Regions from separate parts of the Mus musculus genome. Here region 1 is linked to region 2. The links are chromatin loops, found by intact Hi-C in ENCODE. Cell type or tissue: gastrocnemius. All regions are shown on one strand. Each heading gives the region's core, and the rest is flanking DNA. Links, peaks and the distances in the headings are about the cores only.

Region 1 (15,250 bases), core at 5,492-7,991, 58 kb before region 2:
AAGTTAGCCTGGGACTTTGATTGACAGCTGCCATGTGCCCCCTCCTCTGCCAGCGCACTGAGGTAGGCGTTTCCCTGGGACAGACATTAAAACCTTTCTAGCGCTACTAATTTCTCTTTGGTTATTTGATTTAATCTGGGTTTTATTCTGCTGTTAATCCTCTCAGACTTACTCTGCCCCTCAGATGGTCTCTTTGAGGCATATCCTCATCTGGGTCTGCTTGTGGCTAAAGGCAAATCCTCCATAAATTTAGTCAGGAATAGAGAGAGGGTTGTCCATTCAAACAGCTATTGTTTGTGATGCTGTGTTTCCTAAAGACATTATGAGTTATTATGATTTTTTTCTTACTTTTATTTCTGTGGGGTGCATGTATGCATTTGGTGGTGTGCTTGTGTGGGTCAGAGCACAACTTCAGGTGGTCAATTCTTTCTTTCCACTGTGTAGGTCTGAGGATGGAACTCGGGTCTTTAGGCTTTGTGACAAGTAACTTTACCTGCAAAGTCATCTAGACAACAAACAGATGGTATGATTTTTTGGCTGTCTATAAGTGAAACCCAAGATATGAGCATGATTTACCCTAAAATGCTTATATTTTTTCCCTTTTCACTTCTGCTTTCTTAAGCTATATACATATTTTCTTCCATATAAAATGTCTGGAAAAGTTAAAGGAACTGACTCTTTATCTTTTTCTCTGGCATCTTATTTATCTATTAAAATGGGTCAGGCAGAAACATCTCCTGCTGGTGACTAGCTACACCCCACATATCACCTCTAGGATTGGGACATGCAGTGTTTATTCTATTGGTTAGCCAGAGACCACGGTATTGGGATTCTTGCTTAAGAAGAGCTCACACATCCAGGCTCTTTTCAAGTCTCGAAGTGGCTTAATGTTCAAAACTGCTTCCTTGGGATGAAAGTTCAATCACCATTTAGGTCAAAGTTGAAAGATGTCTGCACTTCAGTGGGCAGATGAGGGTTTGGAGGTTCGGGCTGAGACCTGGTGTGTGGCCGAGGTGAGCAAGGGAGATAAGGAAGAGCCAAGCCCACTTTCAGTTATCTGCTTCTGACTTCCTTAAGAATCGAGGTTCATTAAATTCCTCTCTTATGAGAAAGAAAAAATTCACAGCCATCAAAAAAGTAAATCCTACCTTTGTTCTGGCCAGCAAGGTCAGCCTCCTGTTTCTGCTGATGGTTTTCTGCAGCATGGAATCTACAAGTCACAGATATTTGTGAAACTGTGCTCAATTCAGCTTCTCCTCCTGATGTATCTGAAGGCTCCAGTGTCTCTTGGTCAGGGAGGGATTGAGTTGGCGGGTGTTTCTCTTGGAAGACCCCTAAGGGAAGACGGCAGATCTGAGGACCATCTTTGCACAGATTCGATTCGGAATGCAAGAGTCCCACACATACATGCTGCATGCAGGGATGCTGCTGCCACACGGAAGCAGCTTAACAGCATGAAAACTTCACTTTTTTACAACTCATTTTAATGGGATTGGATCTAGTGGTAGAGATTTTACTAAGCCTGCCTTGAGAGGGGGGGAGGGAGGGAGAGAGAGAGAGAGAGAGACAGAGAGAGAGAGAGAGAGAGATTCATTCACATTTTTCTCTAGACTTCTGGCTCTCTCTCCCAAACTCATCAATATTACCACTTAGCATTTCAGTGTTAATTGTAAAGCCAAGAGAAGGATTTTCTTATATAAGCTGTAAGACAATAGTGGTCTTTGGATATAATTCTGAGGCTTCAAAGAAGAGTCTTATAGATTGTAGATGTCAGTGAAAATGCAGAAAGCAAATCTTTTTCCCCCTGCACATACAGATGAGGTAGCATTCACAATTTCCCTCCATGTGCATGGCCTCAGAGCTGGAGACAAGGGTTCCCAGGACACAATCTTTGTAAAAGGAAACGCAATAATCAACACAAAAGATGATTTCATGTGTGTGGTCCCATTGCCAGAGGCAGGCCATAAGACCTGGGGATTTTGGGGGTTTGTGTCTATGTCTATTGCCAATGCACCATGCACCCAAGCCTTAGCTACACTCCACCTCTGCTTTGTATGACTATAAATGAATATGACTCAGTTGCCAGACGATGTCATAAGACAGAAGGACTGTGGTCTCTCCCTCTAGGCTACCCATCCCTTTTAAAAGTGTATTTATATTTGTATTGTTCTGTTAGGAAGACAGAGTTGCACGTGGTCAGGCACCCTAGAAGGAGCAGATATTCTTCAGGTCACACAGCTGTGACCTCTCCCTCCCAGCTCCCTGGTTCTCATGTGTTCCTCAAGCTTTCTTGATCTGGGTTGGAATGATAGCTTGCTATTGGTTAGAAGTGCTTCTGCCTTCCACAAAACAGTCTCACTGTGAACCACAGATAAAGCTATTCAATGGAAGAATGGGGCTATGAAGGCAAACACTTTGATTATACACACTTACACCTCCTTTCAGCAGCTGGACAAGAGCAGGCCTCTCAAGCACAAGGATTCCCTGGACTCACAAGAAAAGCAAATTCTGATGAGTAGACCTGGGTCGCCCAGAGAGTATTTCCAGAAGGACCGCAGGCCACCTCTGTGGCGTGACAGTTCTGGACGGTGCTCTTGACTAGCAAAGGAAGAGAATATATTTGAGAGTTGCCCACTTTCTTCTTCCAAAGCACAGAAGCAATAGAATGTGTACTTAAGAGTGAGGATCCTAAGCTGGGGCTTGTGGGGGCAGGCCTGTAAGCCTAGACACTTGGGAGGCTGAGGCAGGGAGATTCCAGCTAGACCTTAGCTGTTTTAGTCAAGATTTCTATTGCTGTGATGAAAAACCATGACCAAAGTAACTTCGGAAGGAAAGGGTTTGTTTGACTTAAGCCTCCCCAGAATTGGGGTATGGAGCAGGTTCCTGGAGCTGAACTGTCTGGTTTCAAATCTTGGTATCAACAAGTGCCATTCATCTGTAACTAAGCATTGATTTTTAACTCCCAGCGAACACGGTTATTATGGATATTGGCCAAGATGGTGTCTTAGAATGGATGCTAGTTTGACATAAGACAGTAAGAACTGACAAATGTACATTCACGGCAGAGACATTAGAGGGTCTGAGTTCCAGGACTGAGTAAGAGTGGGAGGTGAGGGAAGGCACAAACAGCCACTATATTCCTGCATTGGATGGCAGGGTGGGCATGGGGGACCAAGGAAGAAGTAAATGACACTGAGGAGTGATGTATACAATTTTGGACACATCAAGCGGAGGAAATATATGTTTGGAAGGGCTTACCATGAAGGGACCATATGGAATAGCAAGAGAGGAGACAGGATAGGATTCTGGCCAACCCACATAGGGAGGGACGGAGATGCAGAAGAGAATCTACAAAGGAAACTGAATGAGTGCTGGGAAGCAGGAAGAAAACCAGAGAAGTGTGGCCGCACGCCTCTGGTGGGCTGGGAAGCCAAGATATTGAAGAGGAGTACTTCTAAAGACAGGAGGAAGAGGGAGAAGCGTCTTAGGGAGGACCTTGATAGTAAGGTTTGAAAATTCATGGCAGATGTCACTGCAGAACTACACAAAGACCTTTAAGTGACGGTAGCATGTAGATACAACTGTAAAAGGCCAGAAAGGTTAGGGTGCCACAACTAGGGTGTAACTGGAGAAGAAGAATCAGAAAATAGAGACAGAGGGTGGTTGGTGAGTGGGGGTGGCAGTGTCTAGAAACAGACATTGGGGAGGGGGGCTGGGTCACAGGTGATGTCAGTCACCTTTTGTTTTAAAAATGTAGCAATTAGAAAGTGAAAACAGCCATCAGAAGAGGAAGGAAGGAAGGAAGGAAGGAAGGAAGGAAGGAAGGAAGGAAGGAAGGAAGGAAGGAAGGAAGGAAGGAAGGAAGGAAAGAAGAGAGGGAGGGAGGGAGGAAGGAAGGAAGAAAGGAAGGAAGAAAGAGAGAGAGAAAGAAAGAAAGAAAGAAAGAAAGAAAGAAAGAAAGAAAGAAAGAAAGAAAGAAAGAAAGAAAGAAAGAAAGAAAGAGAGAGAGAGAGAGAAAGAAAGAGAGAGAGAGAGAAAGAAGTCCATGACAATTTCAAGTGAATATTGACAACTATATTAGTTACTCCAGAAAGTCTTTTGTATGTAAAATGTTAACCTATAGGCCTAGATTTATGTTTGAAACAGAGTGATGAACTACTAGCTGCTAAGAGCTCATTTGTGCTGCGGTCTTGGGGCTGCTCCTTTGGGTTTGAAACTTGTGTCTGCCTGGCTCGGCTGTACAGATCTGTCATTCCAGCATGTGGCAGGCGGAGGCAGGAGGATCAGAAGTTCATAGCTGACTTCAGCAACACACTGAGTTAGAGGTCAGCCTGGGCTACACAAGATCCTGTTGCCAGCAACATCAAGAAGTGTTTGTGAGTGTCCTCTTTGCATTAGCCAGTGTTCTTCCTTACTGCCTTTGCTCCTGTGGTAGCTGAATCCAGGAATACTGGACCACAAATTTCCAGCGTGCTTTCAGAGAACAGTATATTCTGACATCAAAAGAAACCGCATCGGAGAGATGGCTAGGTAATAAAGCACTTGTGTCACAAGGGTGGGGACTGGAGGTAGGACTTTCAGCATCCCTGTTAAAGCTGAACAGACAAGGAAACTCCTGTAATTCCAGCGCTTGGGAGGGAGACCTCGGAAACCCCTGGGGGCAAACTGACTAGCCAGACTCCCTAAAATGGCTGGCACCATGTTCGGCCAGAGGCCTTTTTTCAATAAAGAAAATGGAACACAACAGAAGAAGACACCTGATACCAACGTCAGGCATCCACATTTGTGCATGCATATGCCTTCATACACACCCACGTGCAAGACACACACACACACATGAACCCACACACACGGCACATACACGCATGCACACATTGTACACAAGTGCAGAAAAGAAAAAATAAAGAGAAATATTTTTACAAGAATAAAGGCAAGAATATGGCCTTGTTTTGTTCATCCTGACACATCAGGCTGCGGCTCAGCCAGGACCCAGCCCACAAAGGTACTTAAATCAATGTTTGTTGAATAAAGGCAACATAAAATATTATACTTCACAGGCTCTGCTCGAGTCCAGTTCTTCAGAGAGCGTCTCCTGACAAATCCCACTCTTGGAAGGTGCTTTGTACTTGTGGATTTTTGTGTAAGCTTTTAATTTCACCATCTTGCAATTATTATTCATGTGTTGTTTTTAGTCACTGCCTTATTAATTGTGTTTGTGTGTGTGAGAGAGTGTATGTACCTGCAAACGCACGCAGGCGTCATTCCCTCAATTCACTGTGGGTCTTCTAGGTCATATCTCATGTTTTCCTTGGTTTTGAATTCCCATACAAGTCTGGGATGCAACTGTAAAAGGGAGAAAATGTAAAAATATGTAAAAATACTTGATGTAATCTTTTCGTTCTTTCTCAGCTATACCTTTCAATATTTGAATTATTACCTTAATAATGCCTTAGCTCCTTGTTTATGTTTTTCTATTTCCAGAAAGAAAAAAAAAAAAGAAAGAAGGAAAGACTGGACACACTTGAAGCTGAGATTTCATAAAACAACAGTATTCTAAGAGACTACACTCTTCATTCTTCCCTAGAAATCTAGACGATGCTTCTGCTAGCAAACGTCATATATAAAGTCAAAACGTCAAATAAAGTGTTGGGACCTAGGACCTTTGGGTTTTCCAGCCTGATTTCCCTCTCTGGCAGCTGCCTGGTTTCTTTGGTTCGGCTGAAGCTGAATGGAGAGTGCCACTCGCTTGGCCCGCACACACTGCAACTTTTAATTGGGTAGTAAACAGAGGAAAACACACTTCCTGTTTCCAGTAAAAAGCAGGCATATGAGAAGGAAGGCCTGAAGCCCAGACTGTGCCTATGATCTCACAGGCTTCTTATGATCAACCTCCAACAGCATCCCTCAGGAGAATGGTCTCAGGCACAGCCCTTTGGGAAGCAGGCCGGGCGAAGTCAGCACGTAGAGAAATACAAACACCAAAATCAATCTGCTTAAACCGTGATAACCACAATCAGTTCTTCACACAACTGATGAGACTTGAATGTGTGCCTTTTATCAACTTGATTCTATATCACACATCTCAGTCGATGTGTATTGAAGCCTTGCTTACATAGCAGGGCTGGATTCAGTACTAAGGGTGTGGAGAAGAGAAAACCTGGTTCCTGAGCCCAGCTACCTCATCTGGGCTAACAAACTAAAGCTGAATTTCAAAAGTAATTACTAAGGAGGTCTTTGTTTCTTTCGGTTTTCTTTCCTTTTTTTCTTGAGGAATGAAATTAAAAGCATGATTTATAACTTTCCAGACAAACATGCATATTTCATTTTGTGAGGCAATGTCTTACCATGTATCTCAGACAGTCCTTAAACTTATTACATAGCCCAGATTGCTCTTTCACTCACAGCAATCCTCCTGCCTCAGCCTCCTGAGTGCTGGGACAACAGGTGTGCACCGTCATCGTCAGCATGTCTTATATAAACATGTAAAAATACAAAAACAGTGGACTATTTTAAGGGAATCAAACACCAATTACATAAAAGACATAGTTACATAAAATCACCAAACTCGTAACATCTGGGGTGTATTAAGTCTCTTAGAAAAGTGTACCTTTTCTTAATATTTAGTCCTTTATTATAGTGCATTTGAAGCCCTTTCATTTGTGAAACACAATTATCACCAGATTAATTAAAAACAGCTCTTTCCAGAAATTAATAACGAAGAGCCTTATTTATAATATGCTGTGACTTCTCAGACATGTGCTTCAGTTCATGCTCATTGTTTAATTTAGCTCTGTGGTCTTTGGGGATGGACAAGGTTTCTGGTGCAGCAGAAGTGTCCTCAGGGTGGCAAGCCGGGCTTAACAAGGCTGTGCGCTGGCCGGATGGCTTCTGCTGGCCTGCATGCCAGACTTCTTATTCTGTTTTGCTACATGCCCGTGCTTTGGTTGTTACAATGGAGCTGCACTGTGGAGAACCCAAAGCTTTACATCATAGCATATGCTTCTTGTATGACATGTTTATTATGTTTCTCTCCATTGGCTTCACAGTACGTTCCCACGGTGGTGCATAACTGTATGTATTTGTTTTCTAGGTGTGTGAGTTCCTGCAAAGAGAGATGGCTGGGGCCACCTCCCCTCTGATTGGGAGCTTTTTAAAGTCACAAGAACATCAAGTGTTGGTGCCTAGGACTTTTGGGTTTTCTAGCCTGATTTCCCTTGCTGGCAGTTGCCTGGTTTCTTTGCTCTGTTGCAAGAACAGATGAGTGCTGCTGTGTTATGGCCACACCAACTTTATATACTTAGTTTCCACACCACCCCTCTACTCACTTGTAAGTCTGTCTCCCGTATTGAAAGAATGCATCCTTTAAGGGTGACACTCATTCTGGTGGTTCGTTTCTTTCTTTTACTAAATAGTTTTTTCATTGAAAAAAATGTTTGTATGCATGGTATATGGGTGTTTTTCCTGCATGTAGGACTGTGTATCCTGTATATGCAAGAGCCCATAGAATTCAGAAGAGGGCATTGGATCTCAAAAAGTTAGTTATGGATGGTGGTGAGTGCCATTTGGGTGCTGAGAATTGGACCCATGTCCTTTGTGAGAGAAGCCAGCTCTCAAATTTGAGTCATCTCTCCAGACCTTTCCTTCCTTCCTTCCTTCCTTCCTTCCTTCCTTCCTTCCTTCCTTCCTTCCTTCCTTCCTTCCTTCCTCCCTCCCTTCCTTCCTTCCTTCCTTTTTCCTTTTTTCTTTTCTTTTTTCTTTTTTTTTTGAGACAAGGTCTTCCTATGCAGACTTGGCTGGCCTGGAACTTGGTATGTAAACCTAGACAGATTCTGGTGTTCTCTTTAGAGGAAAGTCCTTGGTGGTTTAGTGCTCTTAGGAAGAGAAGCAACTGCATTGTTGTGTTAATATCAGTAACACAACTTCCCTGTTGTGTGAATGTCACTTTGTAGATCTAGAAGCTGGGCATTCCAAAACAAATTATTTATTTATAATGTTTACTTACAGATTTTTTTTTTAAAGAGAACAACCTGCCTCTTGTCAGAAGGCAGTATCAGAAAATGTACCTGATTAATACTTCTGAGGTCTGCTACTTTGTCTCTGCTCTAACACCCACTCAGAACTTTGGCTTTCTCGTTGATTCTTGATTAAAATTCCTTGGATAGCCTCAAAGTACAATCCCTTAGACAAATTTAATTGCCTTTAAAAGAAAAAATGCCAGCAATAGAAAGCCCAGTAGGAAAACAGGCATTATTCTAGAGAGCAGCCACCCTGAAGACAGTTTTGTTAGTGGAAACACATTAGTCTTTCACAAACTAAGCAATGGTGATATTTACAGAGCACTTTAGGAAAGGTCGGAGGCTGTCTGCCCACAAACCATGCGCTTGCTTTTGGAAAACCTGCTACTCCAACAGGTTTTCCGGGGGTTGAGGGTGTCCATGGAAACTCCCAAGGTTTTTGCAGTTTTAGGCTATTTAAGATATATTAAATTCGTTTTAATATAACAGAAAACTTCCTCCCCAATCAACCTCTTAACAGGTATGGAGACGGAACTTTCTTTACAGCAAACACTGTCTAGCTCAAGGCATTGAGAACTCAATATCCTAATTTTTAGGACAGTGTTTCCTAAAGTGGGTTCCACTGGCGAGAGTGAAGGTTCGGGGCGGGTGTGTGTGTGTGTGGAGGGGGGCTTGCAAGGAGGGGTCCTTGCGGTGCAGAAGACTGGGACCAAGCCGCCTGCCCGGTGCTGCGGAAGGGGACGGCGAAGGCAGAGGGCGCCACCGTGAGGCCCCCATTTCAACGCTTGTCCTTCTGATTGTGGTGGGTTAGAGATCACAGGGAAGCTATGCTATCAGTTGAGGAGACATCAGACAGTGTAGTAAAGAGGGTAATCCATTTATTTTGAGAGAAGTTTGCACTCAGAGATCATACACGCAGCAGATCACAGAAACACACGCAAGCATGAAATTTAATTTTTAGTAACTCTTTCCCGGGGCTTCCACAGAAAGCTGCGGTGAAAGGGAAAAGGTAATCACGACACGGTAATTACAGAGGGCTGGGGAACGGAGAACTTTGAAAATGTTGTGTTTTTATGATTTACTTAAACACGAGGCCGGCTACCATATTCTAGCAGAAAATGGCGAGATTAACATCACAGAGATAACACTTTTAAACGCCAAAATCATGAAGAAAGAATGATGGGCTTGTCTGCCTGTTGTGATGTGCTCAGTAGTGATGCAGAATCTAGAAATGTGATAAATATTGACTTACCAGGCTTCAAACAGATGGAATGAAGTATGTTGTAAAACAAAGCAATACATTTGTGCTTCGGGCATGAAATGAGTGGGAGATTAGACGGGGGCTCCCCTGGATTAATAAGAGGAAGCAAAGTGGATAATATTGTTTATGCCCAACTGCAGGCCATTTTCAGCAAATAAATATGGGTAGAGAAAGGAAAGACAGACAGAAGGAAAGAAAAAGAAGGGGGGATGGATGGAGGGAGGAGGAAAGATAACAAGTAAGGAAAAGGGCCAACCCCTCTCTCTTTCTCTGGGCAATATTAATTCTCCTTTTAAAATTTTCTGATTTTTAAAAATATTGAAAAACAGAAATAATTATGTTTAAATTTTTTGAAAAATCAAGTTCAGCCAACAGTCTTGAATTAAACGATTAATGGTCATCTATATCTGGAGGGAAGTAGGATTTGGTGTGTTCAGTGTTGGTCTAACCCATGGTACCAAGGAAAGATGCTAGGACAAAGACACCAGCTCTCCCAAACTCCAGCATTTAAACACCCAACACAAGTGTATTTTCTAAAATCTCTACTCAAATTTTCTCTGAAAGCAAAAGGAACAATGTGGGAGACATATGAACTGTAAAAACAGCATTAGTATCTGGTAGGCATTATTGCACTGGTGTGTGGGTGGATGGTCCTCCATTTTGAAAAAGAAAGTCTTTGGAAAAACCTTTTAGGAAAGTTTGGGTGAAAAGATCAGTCTTTCCTTGAAAGTAATATGCCAGATACTACAAGAAGAAAAGATGAAGGTGAATTTACCAGTTTGGGGTTTGTTGAGACCCTTTGTGGTAATGGTGGCTCGTTTTCACATCAGAGAACTAAGGCTTTACATGTTAGGCTTACCAAAGTATTATCCTCACAGCAAAATAATTTGTCAGATTGTCAAACGTACAGCCATCCCTGAGCCAGGAAATTCGTCTTGAGTTTGTGTCTTCACATGGCACGAAGGCTGGAGGAGACAGTCTGGCTACAGATCCTACTAGCTGCTTCACCATCCATCTCTCTCTTGATTGATTAAACTGCATTTAAGAACTACTTTTTTTTTCAAGTCTTTTGTTTAAATTAAAAGGTTTGCAAGCAAAGGTTGGCTGCTCCCTCCAGCACAGGACTGGAATCCAGGCATAGTATCACCAGTGTTCCGGGGCTGCCATAACACAGGAGATGACCGGGCTCAGCTACCATGGACTTCTCAGGGGCAACCGAGACCATAAGGGCTGTGGGGTTTATTTATTTGCAATAGAAGATCTGAGTTATGAGTTCTGGCTGGGGAACCTTTGGTTGTTGTGAATAACAAAACTCTGCTTTTCATTGGAAAAAACTGTCTCCATATGTGGAACATACCTGTAGCCTCACCCGCATCGTGACCATCAGAGTCAGAGCAATTTTCTTTAAGGTGCATGTACACCGTCTATACAAACCTCCATATTTTATCACAGTTAATAAACAAAACAAAACAACCCACACGAGACAAGACTAACAAAAACAACAACCAAGAGATCAACTCTCTACAGTGCTTGGATTCTTAGATCAAGAAAGCAAAAATAATATTCGCTAGCTTTTAGCTGCAATATAGAAAGGGTTTTATTTTATGTCTCAAACAGAACAGGACCACACCCCGGAGCCCTCCCGCAAGCATGGCAGATGAACAGGAAACACGGGCACTTTCTCTTCCTCCCTTCGGAGGTTCTTCTGCTGGGGTACACAGCAAGCAAGAAAAACTCAGCAGAGGATGGAGAAGTTTTTGAGCCTGTCTAGCTTCATGGGCAGCCACTGAAGTCCACTCCACGGCAGGCCCAGAGGAAGAATGCAAAGACTAGCAACCGCGGTGGCAGAACCCTCAGCCTGAGTGCCAGAGAGGGAGAAACTGTCCCCAGCCTCTGGCTCGCCTTTGTTTCACATGGCTGGTACTGTTTATGATGCCTGCCTTTATTTCATAATGTGTTTACCATGCCTCAGCGTGAGGCCAATTCCTTTGTCATGTACTTGATGAAAGAGGCGAGATCGGGACGTTTCCACACAGGTAGTGGGACCGACTCTGGAGACTAAAGTCTTATTTCTTCATGTTAGGTTTTATTTTTTTCCCATTTGATACTTATAGAATTTTAAGCTTCCATCTGTTATTAAATTCTATGCAAAATTGATTTTTGGATTAGATTTTAGTGAGGTCCCCCCCCCCCCATTTTCAATTATAATTAAAGCCTCCATAATCATCAAGGGTTGAGTGGAGCTGGTGCTGGCAAACTCCTACTGAGCATCAGTAACTCAGTGTGAACAAGGTTAGTGAACCATAGTAAAGGGACAGTATTGCCTTTTCATTCTCATTTCAATGAGATTCAACTTGTAATAAATAAATTTGCATATTGATACTGCAGATAAAAAAAAATCCAGAAATCACACACACACATACACATGAAACTTTCACACACTGGACATGTAAACAGTTTTCAGTTCCTTGAGAAGGTTTCTAGGCTGTTGGCACAGCAGCTACCAACTTCCTGAAGTGGGTTCTCACAGCCTGCCCATGGTGACTTGGCTGCTACTGACAAGTGTGGACTTTACACATGGGCACCGACTGGAAGATAGAACTAAGACTTAAAAAACAAAAAACAAAACAAAAAACCCCAGACTTCCTAATTTGTCCAGCTTTTGTTTCTTGAACCTTATTGATGCTGAGACACAAACTAAAATGCTGTACTAGGAAATGAAATGTAGGTTAAAAATCATCAAGCCCTTACCTGACTAGTGTAAATAAGTTTAGCTGTTTTAAAAATGGTTCTGATTCCTCAAATTTAACTGAAAAAAAACAAATATATCTCTTCGGAAAATGCAAAATATTAAAAAATATATTTGCTTAATTGCAAACTTGATTGATGAAAAAGACTTTTTTAATCATTAAACTCTAGTTAAAAAAAGTTTCTGGAAAAGATATTGTGACACATACCATAAACTCAAGTCATTAAAAATGTTACATGCGCATTTTCCTGATAGTTTTATGCAGTGCAAATTGCAAAATAATTCTAAACTTCAAGAGTGACTAAAATTAGTTCCATAGGAAATGTATGTGAGGATACCCTTGTATCCAGTAGGTCACCATACTGACAGACAGTTAGTTGTTAGCACTGTCAGACAAATACTGACTCCTAACGATCAAAGTAATTAATATTCTACTACTTGTACTCATGATCCAGTACTTCAATAAAATAAGCCAACCACTGTCTATGTAAATAAAAAAATTAAGAACAATTTGAAAATACATTCAGATACCCAAACAAAATTAAGCCGATGTCAACAATTATGGGTATAAAACATTCCCACCGGATGACAGTGCCACACTGGTGGGAAGAAGAAAGATACTTTTCCAGCATTTCTCAAGATGTATTTATCCTTTAAAAAGTATCTAGTGTTCATTTGAAAATCTTTACCAAGTGGATTGAATCTAAACAGCTAACCATTTGTTACACTTATAACTCATGTAAGCTTTAAATATGTGAGTTTTGGGGGAGGGAAGGTATGTTAGCATTGATGGACAGGCTTGGGAAAGCACTATCATCTATATACAAAAGCTATCACAGATATCCAGCCTCTTGAATAAGGCAGGAGATGAAAAAATGACCAGCACGCAACAGAACGTGTTAACTTAGTAGGCACGCGGTGCTTAGGAGCGTTCTAATGAATAAGAAATGTTTTATTTCCTGGGTCTGAGACACAAAGCCAAATCATGAAGAATCAAAGCAACTCAAAGTATTAGGTAACAATCAGTAAACTTGGGCAGGATTCTTTTTCCCTCTCAAGTTTAATTGGCTCATTGTTCCCAAGAACTATAAACCATAGGCTTGGTGGCTGTGCTGAAGTCTACTCCTATAAAGGGAGATTAGCATACTCTGGAACTTTGCACTAATCCTTGTTTTGAGTTAACTCAAGCAGATTGGATTAGTAATTCTTACCTACCACCCACTAGAAGGGACCCCGGCTCCTTGTCTCTGACAGCCGGTGGGATTGTACACCTTCTAGGCATTATCCTCCAACTACAAACATTCTTGGGAGGTGTGGGGGACTGTGTTCAGAGAGAAAGAAATTGTATATGCTGAGGGCAAAAGCCCAGTGCTCTTGAAGCGGGACCAGCCAGCCGTCATTATCATCTTGGTGCTCTTTTGGTTACTGAGGGCGCTGTTTGTGTATTCTGAGGTTATCTGTGAACTGGTTTCCCTTCCCCCACATCCAGGGAAGGCTGATGCAGGAAGGAGGAGAGCCTTCTTCCTTGTTCTCCATCGGAATCATTTCCACATTCTTTCTTTCTCTCCTCAACTCTCACAAGACCCCGAAGAAATAAACAGAGCAGTTCTCTAGAAAAACCATTTCTGCCCGGTTCTTCAGGGTCCCGGGCTCGACACAGTAATCAGTGTGGAATCCTAACTGAGCCCCTGCCCTCAACACCAGGACATAGAGGATTCTGATCCTATAGGCTGGGGCAGGTCACCATGTGCCTGAAGAATTCTGATTTTCCACCTGTGGATAAATGCTTTGAAATCCTTTTGGGTTCCTACATTTAATTTCCTAAAAGTCATATACTGATCACGGCTACCCATGACCTGTGTGTCCTGCTCCTGCCTGTGCAAAGCAGCCCAGAAATAGGCTGCTGGCCTCATTTTCTTAGAATTCTTCACTCCAGAGCAGCCAGATGGCCCTTTAGTCATGATGGCACACAGTTAATAACTTTTACTTATTAAAAATTATGAGAAACAAGACAACAATAGTCCGTTTTTCCCCCTGCGGTGGAGTGAGATATAAACATCAACTCTTAACATTATTTAAAATAACTACAGTAATAGAATGTGAAGCAGAATTCCCAATAGGTTTAATGGGTTATTTTTTAAGGCTCTGTTGTTTAAAATTACTTTGCTTCACTCTTTTTAAGTGAATACCAGCTAAATGAAGACTGCTGTCATTAATGGTGGATAATGACCTACAGTGTGGAGGAATTTAGAAAAGGGAGACAATCACTTAGCACCCCAGTGGTGCCCAGCGGCTAGACAATTGACATCCAACCCCAGGTAAACAGACAGTAGTGTTCCATTTGCACAGGGCAAACCGAGGAGTTGTGTAAAGGTGCCGGGGCTATCAAGTTCTAACAGGATTTGAACCTCTGTCAGCTGCAGCCCAGTATACCTGTCATTCCAGTACCAAGTTTCCGATGTTTCTCATCAAACAATAAGACATTAATTGACTGAAGGGGTGAGAGGAAGGAGAAGCTGGGTTGAAAGGTGGCTGTGAGCAAGGCTTGTGAGAGTGGGCAGAGAGGCAGGTCTTTGGAATGTTGTTAGCAGCAGGAGTTGTCAATGAGAGCAAGTAATCTAGAAACAAAACATGGCTTGCAAAAAGAGGAGGTGTGCTCTTCAGGATACAGCATCGCTGCTTCTGCGTGGTGCGTCCCTCCTTCTTTCTCCCAACCAATAGCACCTTCGTGCTGCCTTAGCACCCAGCCAAGACACCCCCCTGAGTCCCAGAATAGCATCAATATCAGACCCAGATGCTGTTGCTAGGACCCCAGTCCCTTTGTCAATGGCATCTTCATCTTATAACACCATCTCCAGGCCTTCTGTGACCCTCTGCCACCGTGGGCTTAGCACAGTCCTCTACTGGAGTTTGTCTCAGGGGCAATGTCTCCTTCCTTCTCTCCTTTCCTTCCTGCCTCCCTCCCTCTTTCCTTCCTTCCTCCTACCTTCTCCCCCTCTCTCCCTCCCTTTCTTCTTTTCTCCCTTCCTTCTATCCTCTATCCCTCCTCCTTCCCTTTCTTCTATCCTTCTTTTATCCCTCCCTCCCTCCCCCCTTCCTCTCTCCCTCCCTACTTTCTCTCTCCCTCCCTCCCTTCCCTCCTCTCTTTTTCTTGTCATTCTCCTTTCAGTCTTTTCCCAGTACTTATCTGGGAAATCTGCCCCACAGGTGGCAGTTGAGACATCA
Region 2 (15,250 bases), core at 4,276-6,775:
AAATAAAGAAAATATACAATAAAAAATAAAACAAAAACAAAAAACTGTTTGCGATTTTCCACAGAGGCCTATTAGCAGGATGGAGAGCTGCTAACTGTGTACACCAACTCTCTTATACCTATGACCAGAGTGAATATTGTTTTGTTAGCTTTCAAGCATATGTATGTATTAGAAATTCATGCGACTTCATCTGGGTTTCACCCTTTGTTTAATAGATCATAGAGTCCCTGATGCCCATTCAATTAATTAATAGTGGAAGAAAAGTCTGGTATCAGACATTTCTATAAGCTCTTTATGACAAGCAGAGGAAGATAAGCACGTCATTAATGTGATGACCACTTCCACCTAATTCTTTGATGTGCCCTAGATCCTCCAAGTGTAATTATTAGGGTATACTTCGGAGATGGTTTCCAGCTGTCATAAATGAAAATGGTTCTCGTGGGTGTTTAAATTTTTCTTAAAACTTAATTCAGATAGATCCCTGCTAAATTGACTGTGTTCTTCTATCAGAAAACATTTAAATGCCATTTGCAACAACGGTGTACTAGGTAAGACTCTTGCTCTACTCTCTTGCCTAAAGGTTTAAAGTATTCACAACTTCATGATTCAGCCACTGTTCTCGTTTTAAATTATCTCCACGATAACAGAAAATACTCAGAAACTTGGAATAATGGAGGATATTTAATCACATTCTCCACTAAAATCCATTCCGTGTCTGGACGTGCCTTATGGGAGATTCCATGTCTGGACATGTCTTAGGCCTCCCTAGGGCTGCAGCTTTCAGACCCTCCTCAACAGGGAGGAACATGATCTACCCTGTAAAGCAAACTATTTTGAAGAATTATGTCCTGACCTCTGTATCTGTACGCATAGCTCCATATTCAGCGACTTCTTCCCTGTAATTTCTGTACACCGGCCTTGAGCTACCATTTGAGCACAGTGAGTGAAATCCCTTTTTTCGTGATAACCATCCAGAATACCGCCATCCTTCTCTCAGTCTTTCTCTTTATGAAACTTTATTTTTACCATTCTGTTTTGGGTTCAAATCCTAGCCCCCAACTTACACATGTGCATGCTGTGCCCCTGTGTATTTTCCTTCAAAGTGAGGCACCCATGATCAAATGGACAGAGTACTCTAGGGCACTGCCATTCTGGTAATGGTGGGTCAATGGCTTAAATGGGGGTTGGTGTGTTCTACAGCAATTCTGATGATAGCTGATGAATTAAACTCTTATGATGAAGCCCCCAAACCCAAAGTCACTTATGTGGCGGTCGGGCTAGTAAGAAGGTAAAGTTAAGTTGAGTCATGAGAATAAGAACAGAATCAATAGGATTAGTGTCCTTATTAGGAGAAAAGAGGAGGATTATTTACTTGCTCTCCATGTGCGCAGAGGACTTGGTAGGAAGGTGGCCCTCTGGAAGTCAGCAGAAATCAACATTTCTGGCACCTTGGCTTCTAGTTTCAGAAAATATCAGAAAATGTATTTCTGTTGAGTAGGTCATCCATCCTGTCGTTTTTGTTATAAAAGAATAAGAGAGAGCCATGGACTGTGACTCTATCTTGGAGAGGGGCTGCCGTAGCAAACGCCACACCGTGCCGAAGTCGTTGGGAACTGGGTATTTCCGCAGGCCAGAAGTTGTGAGATGTGTGTGAGACGAGAGCTTGGTGTGAAGCGGTGAGACGAGAGCTGTGAATGCTGGTGCTAAGAGAGTCTACCAAAGGTTTCTCAAAATGTCTTTGTTGTCTTAGGGGACACAAACTGTGCCAGTTGTCATTAAGAATACAGATGCTGAGATACTTTGGTGAGGCTTCTGTCTAAAAAACAATATGTGACTGAAACTGGAGGGAAGAGCACGTTTGTCACAGAGTGTCTGGGCCCTGGCCGTGCTGTGCTCGGATGTCTGGGAAAGCAGATGGAGTCAGGGATTACTGAGAGGGCAGCCTGCTTTCCCCTTGCCACATGGAGTAAAATGCAGGGAGAGACAGAATGAATCCTTCAAAAATTATCTTATTTTGTTTCTTTGTATGCCTGTATGTGCATTTGAGTACCCTCAGAAGCCAGAAGAGGGCATCAGATCCCCCAAAACTGGAAGTGGTTGTGAGGTGCCAGATATGGGACATGGGAACCAAACCCAGGTCCTCTGCAAGGGTGGCGAGTACTCTTCACCAATGAGCCATCTCTCCAGCCCTGAGAGAACAAATTGTAAGAAAGACAAGGAAGAAGGAAGGAAAGAAGGGAGGCATGGAGGGAGGGAAGGAGAGAGGGAGGGAGGGAGGGGGGAGTTTCCAAGCACACACACATACACACACACACACACACACACACACACACACACACATACACACACATACACACACACACACACATACACACACACATACACACACATGTTATTTTCATAAATGTGCAATGGCAAGTGTCCTTAGATGGGACAGGCAATAAGACCCAAGGAATCAGAAGGGAAGGTTACCCGGCTCACAGAGATTAGAACAACATAGCTGCAAGCTAAGGAAGGTCTGAAGCCATGAGAAGAGAGCCAGTCTCCTCAGAGCCTTTAGGAAGCAAGTCTTCTGCCTCCACAAGTGTGGGAAAGTCCCTGTTTATTTTGCGCCTTAGTGTGTTCTCATTTCAGCAGTAGCCCTGGGAAACTTATATATTACATCTTCTGAAGAACTAGGAAAGGCTACAGGGCTGGTTCTGCCCAAACTGTGAAAGCCATACATTGGGACCAAGGATTTAAGTGCCACAAGTCACAGGCCCCTTTAGATCTCTCATTGCAGAAAACCTCAGTGATATTCATAGATAGAGGTCACCAGGTAAGTCTTCACTGGACACTTTGGAGCTATGCCACAGGACAGGCCCCACCAGGACGTGAAGAAATGCCAGAGCCTCAGACATACCAGAAGAAGACAGGGTTTCCTTGGAGCAAATGTTCAATGTACTATAAAGCTTAGCTTGAATTAACAACCCAGCTGCTCAAAAACTCTTAGCAAAATGCAATGAATCACAGGAGATTCTGGAATAATTTTTTTTAAATAAATCATGGAATAACCTTTATTTTAGACTAGAAACTGGAAGCAATCATATTTAGATGGCTTAAGGCCACACATTGAGAACACAGGCCGTTCTCCCGCTCAGCTAATGTACACTATTGGAGCATTCCATTTTGGCTGTCATAACATTTCTAAAATTACCAGGAAAAGGATGGCTTGTGGATGTATTTCAAATGAGATACTTAAAAAATCAAGTTATTAGATATTTTTAAAAACAACTGTGTTCAGGGGCAGATCTTTAGCATTCCAAACTGGTTTGCAACCCGATGAATTTAGCTTGACGAAAACCAAAGCAAACAAACAAAAGGGAGGCTTAGAGAAGCCACCTCCCAGCTGCACGGAGAAATGGCTTTGAGGCGGTTAACCCCAGCTAGGAAGAGCTGCGGCGAAACAGCGTGTCTACACCGCACACATACATATTCAGACGCTTTGTCAAAAAAAGCTCAGCGCTGAAGCATTTCAATTAACAAAGTGGGATGGTTTACCTGATAAAATGCTCCCTGTGTGAGTGTAATTACATATTTATACCCCACAGAGATTTTTTAATTTCTGTTTGGTTTGTTTGCCTTGAAAGTGTTTGTCACTAGGACCGTTCTTGATGTGCAATTTTAAAGCAGCATTGGCCAACTGCGTGGCTGGTTTTCGTTTTAGATTCATTACAATCTGAAGATGGTGCTTTTTGCCCCGCATACACACACTATTGATACTTGCTCAAGAAGACAATACATCAAGGGACCAGAGAAGCATGAAAAGGACACTGTCAAGTCCCTGTCTTTTGCTTCTCCAAAACACGATTGTCTTTTTTTTTTTAACCCACCGGAAGCTATTAAGTGAATCTGAAAGGCCTGGAAATATACTCACTGTCTATCAGCTAATTTCTCATCTTCTGCTCAGGAAGCCCTTTCTTCACCCTGCCACCTCTTGCCAGTCTAACAAATCCAGCTGAAAGAACCAATATCTTTTCTGGGGTTCTTCAGCCCTCCCCTTCCTGTGACTCCATAAACCTGGCTACGGATTGCTCGCTGATGGGGCATTGTTTCATTCTATTAATAAGCATGATAACCCCTGCTGCGGACCATCGCTCAGCTTGGGGTGTACAGAGATAAGTTGCAGGTCTGATTAGCCTCCTCTCGTAGGGCTCGCAGTCTAACTCAGAGACCAGGTGAGCAGAAGCCATGTAGCAAAGCAAGCGCCAGAGCTGTGTGGTACACAAGGTAAGACACAGCGGTTGCACGGTGGAGGCAGACATCAATTCTGCTTGAGGCGAAACTGGTCTCACGGAGAAGAAAGGAGTGCTCACCTCTCAATCCTGAGAGTGCAACAATCGATAGAACGACCACCTTTAAAGCCCTAGGCAAAACCAACATGGTCCCCACATTTGTTCCTTTAGGAAGACGCTGACATCAGGGAAGAAAACCGAGCAGGAGGTCATGTCAGAGTGTGGTAAGGAGGGGAAGTATGGAGTGACATAGGGCAGGAAGAACGCTTAAGTGGCCCTCTCTGTAAAGGTGACATCCGAGTTGAGACCCAAAGGATGACAAGGAGCTTGCTTGACATGTACAAAACTAAAAGAAGATCCAGGGCCAGGCCAAGAAGGGGACTGAAGTGAGCAAGGAGCACTGTCAGGAGTCGGAAGCTTGAGGGAGGACCTTGAGGGAGGACCTTGAAGGTCAAATTAAATGATAGATTTTATTCTCAGGGGAAAAAACACAGGAGGACTTAAGCAGCTGGCTGCCACATCCTTAAATGGCTTAGGGGAGGGACCTGACTGGAACGGCAAGGAAATGAAAAGAACAACAGACAGATGGACACACAGGCAGAAAGCTGGGGCTGGGTGGACTTGGATCTTTGCTGGAGAAACCTCAGCACCCCAGCTCCTTAGTGTGTTTATTAGTTAGAGTTGAACAGGGAGGCAGAATAATTGCACAGAGCTGAATTAAGGAGCTAGTGTTATCGTGTATGGATAAACAAGGAGGCAGGTTTACGGTATACAGCTGGATAGAGGAGGCAGGTTTTGCTAGCCTTGGCAGGAGCAGTCTCTGTAGGGGAGCAGTCTCCAGACTGTAAATATCCAGGGTGATGGGTGAAGCTATAGTGGGCATTTTCTACACTCACTGTCAATACCCATTTTGGGACCCCTAAGGATGGCTTTGTCATTTACATTTGATTCTCACCTGGGGAAGGCTTTGTCACTCCCATTGCTTTGATGCTTGACACAGTCACGCCTGTGTCAACAGGACACACTCACTTGGGGCTTCCTCTGTTCCCTACATAAGACTCAGGGATTGAGGCGTAGGAAGGAGGCAGCCCATCCTGTATATCCATATTTATCATTGGGTATGAAGGAGAGGCCTGGGGTGGGGGGAGAACCAGGAGTCATCAAAAGAATTGTTCTGAGTTAGGAAGAAAGGTGCTTGGTGCCACCAGATGCCCAGCACTGGCTGTAATATGTGTCACTGAGTCAAAGATATACCCAACCAGCAATTTTACTTCCTGTTAGTGGATCTGGACAACCCACCACAGCCCAGGCTCCAGCTTTGCACCAAAGCATTCTCTGAGCATGTTGGAGCTGCTGTTTCAACCTGCTCACTATACTTGCTTTCTCTACTCCTCCCGGGAAGATCCTTCTGCCTCCTTTCTTTGTCCCTTGCTTGTTTCATGAGACTGTCAATAGATTTCTCAAGTCATTCCCCTTTAGGCTACAGGACAATTATTCTATCCTGTGCCCAGACCAGATACACAGGTCCAGGAGGCAAGCAGGTAGGACGAGCTGGATCAGTTGGAGTGTCAACCCTAAGAACTCAAGCTACACCAGCACTAAAAAGAAATTTTATCTCTCTTCCTTTTGGATCAGGAAGTGCAAAACTGTGAAACTGGGGTGCGGGTGGGGGTGTTGTTGGACCCTTTTCCTCCTGCAGAGTAAGAATTTCTGCAGTAAGAGAGTGGGACCAATACACAAAGAGAAGAAGAAATATGCAAACTCGAAAGGCAGAGAAACTGGATCCAGCAGTGCCTGGTTTCTAGGTAATGAGACCCAATGAATTTGCATCTTTGCTTAAGGTAATTAAAGTTGAGCCTCTGTTGCCTGCAACCATCAGTCTTTCCCTCTGACTCCGCCCAGCATCATGCTCTAGAGCCCTGGAAAGGGAGCAGTCTGCCATAGGCAGGGGGCTTCATGGAAAATATGAAAGCCAGGCTGTCAATTTTAGCTATGTCTCAGGACGAGTTCCATGGCTTTTATAAGTTTAATCTTTCTACTCTTTATTTTCATTAACAAAATTTTCTTCATCCAGCTTAACCACAAGGAGCAGTATCAGGCTCACATCAGCTATATATGCATATAGTATAAATATACAAATATGAATACGAACACTCAAATTGTATGAGAGTAAACATCTTAGAGCTACTACGTAAGATGCATATGGTTTTCTACTTTGTTTGCTTGTGTGATGTGTGTAGGTATGGTATTGCATATATATGCATGGATGTATGAACGGGTGCATGCTTAAAGAGGTCAGCGGAGGATGTTGGGAATCTTTCTCAAGGTCTCTCACTGAACCTGAAGTTGTGGTTTTGAATAGACTCACTGGTCAGGAAGATTCTGGTATCTGTCCATCTCAACCCTACCACCAGCATCAGGACCACAGGCATGAACAACCATGCCTGACTTTTTTGGTGTAGATGCTAGGGATTCACACTCACGTCCTCATGCTGCATAGGAAATGTTCTTAACATAAGCCATTTCTCTGTGTGTGTGTGTGTGTGTGTGTGTGTGTGTGTGTGTGTGCGTGTGCATGTATGTAAACCAAGTTGTCCTTGAACTTGCAGCAGTCCTCCTACCTCTGACTCCTAATTATACCCAGCTCAAACAGTCTCTGGTGAAAATAATTTTGAGCAGAATTTAGTATTTGGTTTACTTATAAAATATGCTGAAACACTGAGAAATTAATTCATGTATTTTTTTAATTAGACATGAACTGTGTACTAGACTGTACTAGGAACTGTGTAATAGGCAATGCACAATCTGTGTTTTTTGTTGTTGTTGTTTTTGTTTTTTCAGACAGGATTTCTCTGTGTAGCTCTATCCAGTAGCTGTCCTGGAACTTACTCTATAGACCAGTCTGGCCTCTGACTCAGATTTATGCCTGCCTCTGCCTACTGAGTACTGGGATTATAGGTGTGCCACCAGGTTCAGCTCATATAATTTGTGCTTTTAAGGATGTTGTATAAAAAGGCACATGACCAGTGTCATACAAATGCTTATTACATGGGCAATAGTAAGACTGACAGTTAAGGATCTTGCCATCCCCCAACAACCACCCCCCATGAGTTCCTAGTTTTCCCATTCCTTCTGGTCACCCTCTTTGCCTGTGTAGAAAATGGGCTACGAGACATCACTGTAGCTAGGACCATCTGTCTGAGGAGAGAGGGAAAGAAGTCTCAGGTCACAACTCTTCCCGATCCCTTCCTTTGCTCCGGGCCTCACTGTAATTGCTGGACAGCTCCTTTCCTTTTCCCTGAAAGCCTTGGACACTGGGCCCACTCACTTCTGACCTTTTGGCTTTGCTTTCAGAAGAGTTCTCAGTAGAGAACTTGCTTTTTAAAGCCTCCAGGGTTTGTCAGCCACTCTTCTCTCACAGGGTTGTTTCCATATCAGGCAATCTGATATTAGTTATCTTTCTCATCATTCTGCCTCTCTCTGCTCACAAGACCGGGCAACAAAATGACTGTGCATAGAAGCCCATCAAACTACATTTGGATGGTTGGAATGCTTCACCAGAACTACTGGACACTAGACCAAGAGATGGGCTTTTCTCCTTCGTCTGTGTCCTATGTTCTAGGGACCAAGAGATATCATGGTCACTATGAAAATCTTCAGCACTCTGCTCAGCCACTTGTGTCCATCTACCAACCCAACCTCTGCAAAGCACATATGCTGGCTTCTTCCCCCTAGCTACCATGTTACCTCATATATAACTATACTTATCCTTGTCAGCTCAGACTGTCACCAAAAAAATTAGACTATGCAGCTGAAACAACAAATGTTGATTTCTCAAAGTGGGTGAGTCTAGGATCAAAGAGTGCCTAAGTCTAGATCCTGAATCCAGTGAGTGGCCATCTTCTCTCCTCTCACTGCAGATGGTCATCTTCTCGTGGATCCTCAGGGGGTATGGAGGGTAGGAATCTAGCTTTTGCATGTCTCATCTCTAAGGACATGAGTCTCGTTCACTGGAGTGCTGCCCCATGATCTAATCGCCTCCCAAAGGTCTGATTCCTAACACCACTGCAATGTGGATTAGGCGGTGGTGTACCAGTCTGTGGGAAACATGAGCACTGGTGCACAGCAATATAATCTAAGCACCCAGGCCTCTGTGTCTGGCGCCTGCCATTCATTCATGTCAGCTTCTCCTTTGCTTAACTGTGCGTGATTTAAAAATAGTTATTATGTGTTACTAATTTTCATATTTTCAGATCCTAATGTTTGCTGAAACACAAAATTATGTCAATTTGAATTGCACAATAATGTTTAATTTTTTTAGTATTCTGTATTCACAGGAGAGGCCCCTTTTTATGTCAGGAGGGGTCACATCCAACAAGGCATATTCTAGAAACACATTCCTGGCTCCCCTGAATATCTGGCCCTGCCTTACATCTAGGAAATTACCATTACAAACAAGAGTATGGGTTGGCCCCTAACTGTCGTGACCCTGCCTCTGACTGTCTTTGTGACGTTGAACCATTAGTCTCTATTGTGTGTCCCTGCACCTCTAATTTTCCTGAACCGGTTTTTAATTTTTATTTATGTGTGTGCCTGTGTGAGTTACTGAAAACCATCAACATGCAAGTGCAACCAAGAGCCAGAAGGCATGGGACCCCCTGGAACTAGAACTGTAGGTAGTTAGAGTCACTTGCTACGGGCATTTAGAGCAAAAGCTAAGTCCTCTGGAAGAGCAGCGAGCTCTCTTAGCCACGGAGTCACCTCCTAGTCCTCTGAATTAACTTTCAAACTTTTAATTTCTTTTCACAGTACAGTGTACTTGCCGCTGAAAGCTTTAAATGGCACATGCTGGACTGCATGTGTTTGAATCAATGCTCTAATCATTATTCACTGTCCACAGACATAACATTTACTGATACACAATTTCTCCGAAAAACACTTCCAAGAGAATTAATGTGTGACTGCTTCATTCTGCTTCTAAGTATTTATGCCCGAAGAGCTGAAAAACGGGGTTCCAGAGGGAATGTCTATATAGAGACATGTTTCTAGCAATGTTATGTTATTTTCAATAGCCAAGAAGTGGAAACAACCTAAGCATACCTCTGTGAATGAGCAGGTAGACAAACACACACAGTGTGATATTACTCGGCCTTAAAGAGGGAAGAACTTTGACCCACACTGTAGCAGAAATCTTGCGCGCACCGGACTCGACCAGCAAGAACGACGCTGCAACAGGATCCTTCTGCACACGTTTATTGGGAGAGCTTGATTGCAGAGGCGAAAAGACTTCGAGCCCAGAACTGGTGCTGCTTTTATAGGCCTAGGAGAGGCTTGTCTCATACCCGGATTGGTTATGCACTAAGCCTCATTTGCATGTTCCTCATCTGATTGGCTACTCTCTCTCAGTACCTCACAGAGCCTCATTATCATATCTCATTTGCATGTCTCACATCTGATTGGTTATACTCTCAGTACCTTACAGAACCTCATTATCATGCCTCATTTGCATGTCTCACATCTGATTGGTTATACTCTCAGTACCTTACAGAACCTCATTATCATGCCTCATTTGCATGTCTCACATCTGATTGGTTATACTCTCAGTACCTTACAGAACCTCATTATCATGCCTGGGCCAGGCAGTGTCTTTGCAAAAAACTTTACTGCATATGTATGCATTGGTTGTTTGTCCAATCTTATGCGTGGTGGCCAGCAGTAGTCAGTGCCACTCAGCAACGGCACATGTGGCTTCCCACACAGAAATGAATCTCCAGAACATTACGCTTAGTGAAATAAGCTGGACACAAAAGCACAAATGCAGTGTGAGTATGAGGCCATGTGCACAGATTCTCTGAATTCGGTAATTGCACAGAGGCAGGAAGCCTAATGATAATTGCCAGGGGCTGGGAAAGAGGAAGTGTGGAGCTTCCGGCCTCAGAAGATGGATGTGCCCTGAAACCTGTGCACAAATGATGGATATACTTAATGCCACAGAACGCCACACTTAAAAGTAGGTAAAGTGGTAAATTTTATTCTTTGTTTATTTTACTGCAATCAAAAATTAAAACTAAAATGCTGCACCCTTAAAGTGTTACAAAATAAATGAGTAAAGCTTTCTGCCATGCTGAAAATTTAGGCCAAGTGTAAAGCACCATGAACCAGGGTGTGCTGTGAAGTGGGTGAAGGGTTCCTCCTGTGACTGGGCAAGAGCGTGCAGAGGGTCCTTCTTCTTGTATTCTTGCTGAGGACATTTTAGGTTTGACTATAGTTTGCTCTCCGTAATGAAGAATCCGATGGAAAATGACCCAACTCTATTCCAGGCCCCAAGTCAATAAGCCCTAGTTATCTCAGCTTCTGGTAAGCTGCTTGTTTGTGCAAACCTCCCCCTGCAGCTGCTGGATCAGACATTGAGCTGTGGGACTTGCCTTTAAAGCCCCTTGATCTAAATGCTGTGGACTACACTTTGGATCAGAGTACCTGAGTACAGTCCCAGCCAGCTGGAATAAAGACTTTCACTTGGCTACAAACTGTGTCTGAGTGGTCATCTCTGGTGGGCTCCCTGTAACACTTCCAATGAGACCTCTGAAACTCTGAGGTGATGGACACAGAAGCAGTCTGACACCGTGAGTGACTCGGGAGCCACCTGTCCTTCTGGATACTATGATGCTCTTCGGGGTTATGGTCACTACGGATATTACACCTGGTGGCTTTGTCTTGGTTTTCCTTAATCATACAAAACCAGTCAGTTATAATAGGCTGGGGCTCTCATATATTTCCAGTACCTTGTCCATGGTGGCTCTCATGGAAGACATAGAAGAGTAGAGATGCAGACATCTCCACGGGGTGGTGGTTGGCATGGAAACCCTGGAGGTTGATTTTCTGAGAGAGAAAAAAAGAGCTCATGACCTAAACCAAGAGGACCACCACACAGCAAGCACAGGGCCTTCCTACTGGGGATCGGGTGGGCTGTAGAGAATATCTGTGGGAGGGGACAGGTAGGCCCAAAGTCCAACCCAGGGAAAAGCCCAGGAAAGTTTAAGCTAGAGCCATATGCTTCTCAAAGCTGTTATAATTGTTTGCAGAGGGTTCATTAAAATGGTTATGAAGTTAGACTCTCTGACAGACAATTTTTTCTGGGCACCTTAGATGTACTCTCTGCTGTTCTATGGGCTATACACAGTGTTCTTCTCAGAGACTGTGAAGCAAGTTCTACATTGTCTCTTTTAATTTTTTTTCATAATGCTGGGGAAATTGAACCCATGGCCTTGCCCATGGAAGGCAAGCGCTCTACTACTGAGCAATACCCTCGGCCCTATCCTCATCTCTAAATGGAAAAAATGAAGTAAAAAGGTGTTTAGTGACTTGTCAGAGGATACAGTAGAACCCACAGGATCCTCACTAACATGGTGGGATGATACAATTATCCTTATAGTCACTTGTAATCCATTTTTCTTTTCAGTTACCATCACTTTAAATCATCCTTTATCAATTAAATATTTCTATCAGTCTCAGATATTCTTAGAAATCTAAACCCAACATGGGGACATGCATCTGCAATCCCAACAGAAGCACAAAGTCATCATTGGCTATACAGTGGCTTTTCATAGTTCAGTTTTGGCCAGCCTGAACTATGTAAGGCTCTGTCTCAAAAAAAGGAGGGGGTGCTATTTGAAGCACATGTCGTAAAGAATCAACTCTTCAATTGAGAAGACAGGAATGATGCCATATTTATTGAAAGTATGTGAAGTTCAAGTGTTTGCTGCATACAATAGTAAACAAAAATAGGAGTGGGAGAAATGGCTAAGTCATCAAAGTGTTGCCACACAGGCAGGAGTTAGCATCCATGTAAAAACAGCCAGCACCGTTGCACATCTTTGTAACCCTAGCATTAGGTGATAGGGACAGGCAGGTGTCCTCAGGGCTCACTGACAAGCTGGTCGTGCAAATTGGTGAGCACCAGTGAGAGACCCTGTCTCAAAGGTAACATGGAGGGCAATCAAGGAAGGCCTCTGGTACCACATGTAAACAGATATGCGCACACTCACAATCACAAGTGCACATTTATGTGCATGTTTAGTATGCACATGCACACAAAAGTAAAAATAAATATCAGTTGTATTTGCTTACCATCCATGAGGCTACCTGAAACATATGTATGTATGTATGTGTGTGTGTGTGTGTGTGTGTGTGTGTGTGTGTGTGTGTGTGTGTATGAATATATATATGTGTATGTACAGGTATGTATGTATATATATATTGTGTAGTTTTACTCAGCACTCATAGAAAAGGTTTTATCTCTCTGTGTTTCAGAAGGATGCACACTGCTGAGATTATTTGAGAAAATGCAAATCACTGACTGGGCAGGCTCCAAAAGAATGAAAGTGAGCTGCCGCTAGCCGCAGTGTTTAAATGAAAATGCAAAATCTTTGTCTTTAAACGTGTTTATTTAACTGCAGAGCCTGTGCAGCTTGTGGAGAGTTATAGTGGAAGAAATTACATTTTGCTTCTCATCATCATTTTCCCACCTGCTAAACATCCCCATTTCGAAGCTGCTGGGGCTTTTGTGGTACTTAAAATGATCAGAAGACGATGCCAATGTCTCCTATTAGGACAAAGAAGGATGCAATGGCCTCAAGTAATGTGTGCCCTCTTCCTGATCACCCTCACTCAGAAGAGTTTCCTTGAAAACATGATTTATGTTTTCTCCTGGCCCAGTGGAGAGGAGTTGGCAGAGAGGGAGAGGGAGAGAGAGAGAGAGAGTCGGGGAATCACCATACTCTTGGGAAATGCAGAACTATGTTCCCTATAAAATATTTGTAGAGTAGATTTTTTTAGAAGATAGTTATATCAATTAATGATCAATTTGTCATTCCTTATCAGCTAATGGATGTATAGTTATGGTTTTTTTGTTTGTTTGTTTGTTTTCGAGACAGGATTTCTCTGTTTAGCCCTGGCTGTCCTGGAACTCACTTTGAAAACCAGGCTGGGGCTGGTGAGATGGCTCAGTGGGTAAGAGCACCCGACTGCTCTTCCGAAGGTCCAGAGTTCAAATCCCAGCAACCACATGGTGGCTCACAACCATCTGTAATGAGATCTGACTCCCTCTTCTGGTGTGTCTGAAGACAGCTACAGTGTACTTACATATAATAAATAAATAAATCTTAAAAAAAAAAAAGAAAAAAGAAAAAAAAAGAAAACCAGGCTGGCCTCAAACTCAGAAATCTGCCTGCCTCTGCCTCCCGAGTGCTGGGATTAAAGGCGTGCACCATCATGCCCGGCTAGTTAGGTTTTTGAGGTGAGGTGTGGTAATGAATTTCTAGGATTTTTGGAGCATTCCTTGTCTCTTTGAGTCAACCATAAAAGGGTTTTCATAGTAGAAGCTAATTAATAACTGTTAAGCCATGACTAGAAACTGCTTCCAAGCCACCTGGTAATGGAGAAGAATCAATGGAAATAAGAATGTTCCCATTCCAGAGAGAAATAGGCAGCTAGACAGTGCTGGAAAGGGGTTGGCCAAACACACACACACACACACACACACACACACACACACACACACACACACACACACAAAAGCCCAGATGAAGAGTAGCTCCAGCCACAGAGCTCCTGATGGTGGCACTGGTGTTGAAGCAGAAGCTCCACTCAAAAGGTAAGCCAGGTGGCCCTGGTGAAATAAGACTGGCAATGTGCCCCCCAGGACAAGTCACAGCTCTCACAAGCCTCTAAAGCAGCTGCGGTTTGGGTGACACAGGTGGGTCGGCAATGAAAGGAGTCCCATTTTGGCACTCTAAATGACCCAGTAGACAATGGTTAGGAAAGAGTGTCCAGTTTAAAACTGAACTAGCCTGGGGATCTGAGAACAGGAAGTGACCACAAGTTAGGAAACTTGAATTTAGCCTGCCACAATCTAGGGCAACAGACAGCCCCAGAAGATAGTTTTGTAGTACGAGAGGGTCCCATGTGTACAAGCAGAGAAGTTCAGGACCCAGGAGGCTTGGTTCAAGCACTATTGGTATTCATTAGATCTCACCAGCTGAGATGAATACTAGACTTAGATAACCTATTGCCTCAGGTCCATGAGTAGATCAACCTCTGCAGCCATGTATCTGCCATTCACTAATAAGAAAGGCCAAGGGCCTGGCTTGTAGATTGTTCTTCACTGCTATGCAGGCACCATCCAGAAGAGGACAACTGCAGCATTACAGCCCCTCTTTGGGACAACCCTGAACAGAAATTTTCCCAATGGGCAGAACTTCAGGCAGGACACATTGTCACACCTTTTGCTTGAAAGCAGAAGTGGCCAGATGTATGGTACTAATTCATGGGCCATGGTTTAGCTGGATGTTCAAGGACTCCGAGGGAACACGATTAGGAAATTGAAGAGAAAAATATTTGAGGAAGACGTATGTGGATAGATCTCCACAACTGGGTGAAGGAAACAAAGATATTTGTGTTTTGTGATCATCAAAGAGTAACTTTGGCTGGAGGGGAGTTCAATAATCAAGCAGGTAGGATAACCCATTCTGAGGACAACTAACCTTTCCCCCTACCTTCCCTGTCATTGTCCAATGGGCCCATGAACAAAGTACCCAGAGTGGCTGAGATGGAGTTAGACAACATTGGCTTCTACTCATCAAGGCTGACCTGGCTACAGCTGCTGATGAGTGACAGATCTGCCTGCAGCAGAAACCAGCACAGAGACCCTGATAATGGCACCATTCCTTGGGGTGGCCAGCTTTAACCTGGTGGCAGGTTGACTATGTTGGGCCATTTGCATCACATAAAGGGTGGCTCTTTGTCCTCACTGGAATAAGTACTTGTTCTGGTTATGGATTTGCCTTTCCTGTACAAAATGCTTCTGCCAAAGCTATCACTCATGGACTACAAAATGTCTTATCCACTACCACAAGATTCCACAAAATGTTGCTTCTGACTGAGGAACTCATCTCATAACCAAGGACTAAAGATGGTAG

What was found. Hi-C counts contacts between places; a loop is a spot of excess contacts. Peaks named below come from ENCODE experiments on the same cell type or tissue, not always from the same donor. Only the 100,000 strongest peaks of a DNase experiment are listed, where the experiment ranks them.
Region 1: it touches region 2 in a loop (2.7-fold over the local background); 2 of 42 quality-filtered maps call a loop at or near these places.

What each region holds. Positions count from the first base shown.
Region 1 is chr14:48,880,408-48,895,657 of GRCm38, forward strand. It overlaps 4933429O19Rik (RIKEN cDNA 4933429O19 gene), which reads left to right. Exons shown (of 4, transcript NR_033783.1): 2 at 445-523; 3 at 5,058-5,140; 4 at 5,482-6,705. Gm534 (a long non-coding RNA gene) reads right to left here and starts at 1,512. Exons shown (of 2, transcript XR_874610.2): 1 at 1,149-1,512. In gastrocnemius, for the core only: no CTCF peak of the experiment used is centred there; a DNase peak (open chromatin) is centred at 6,874.
Region 2 is chr14:48,939,664-48,954,913 of GRCm38, forward strand. No RefSeq gene overlaps it. Among named protein-coding and RNA genes, the nearest start is that of Gm36024, 38 kb to the right of the region's middle. In gastrocnemius, for the core only: no CTCF peak of the experiment used is centred there; no DNase peak of the experiment used is centred there.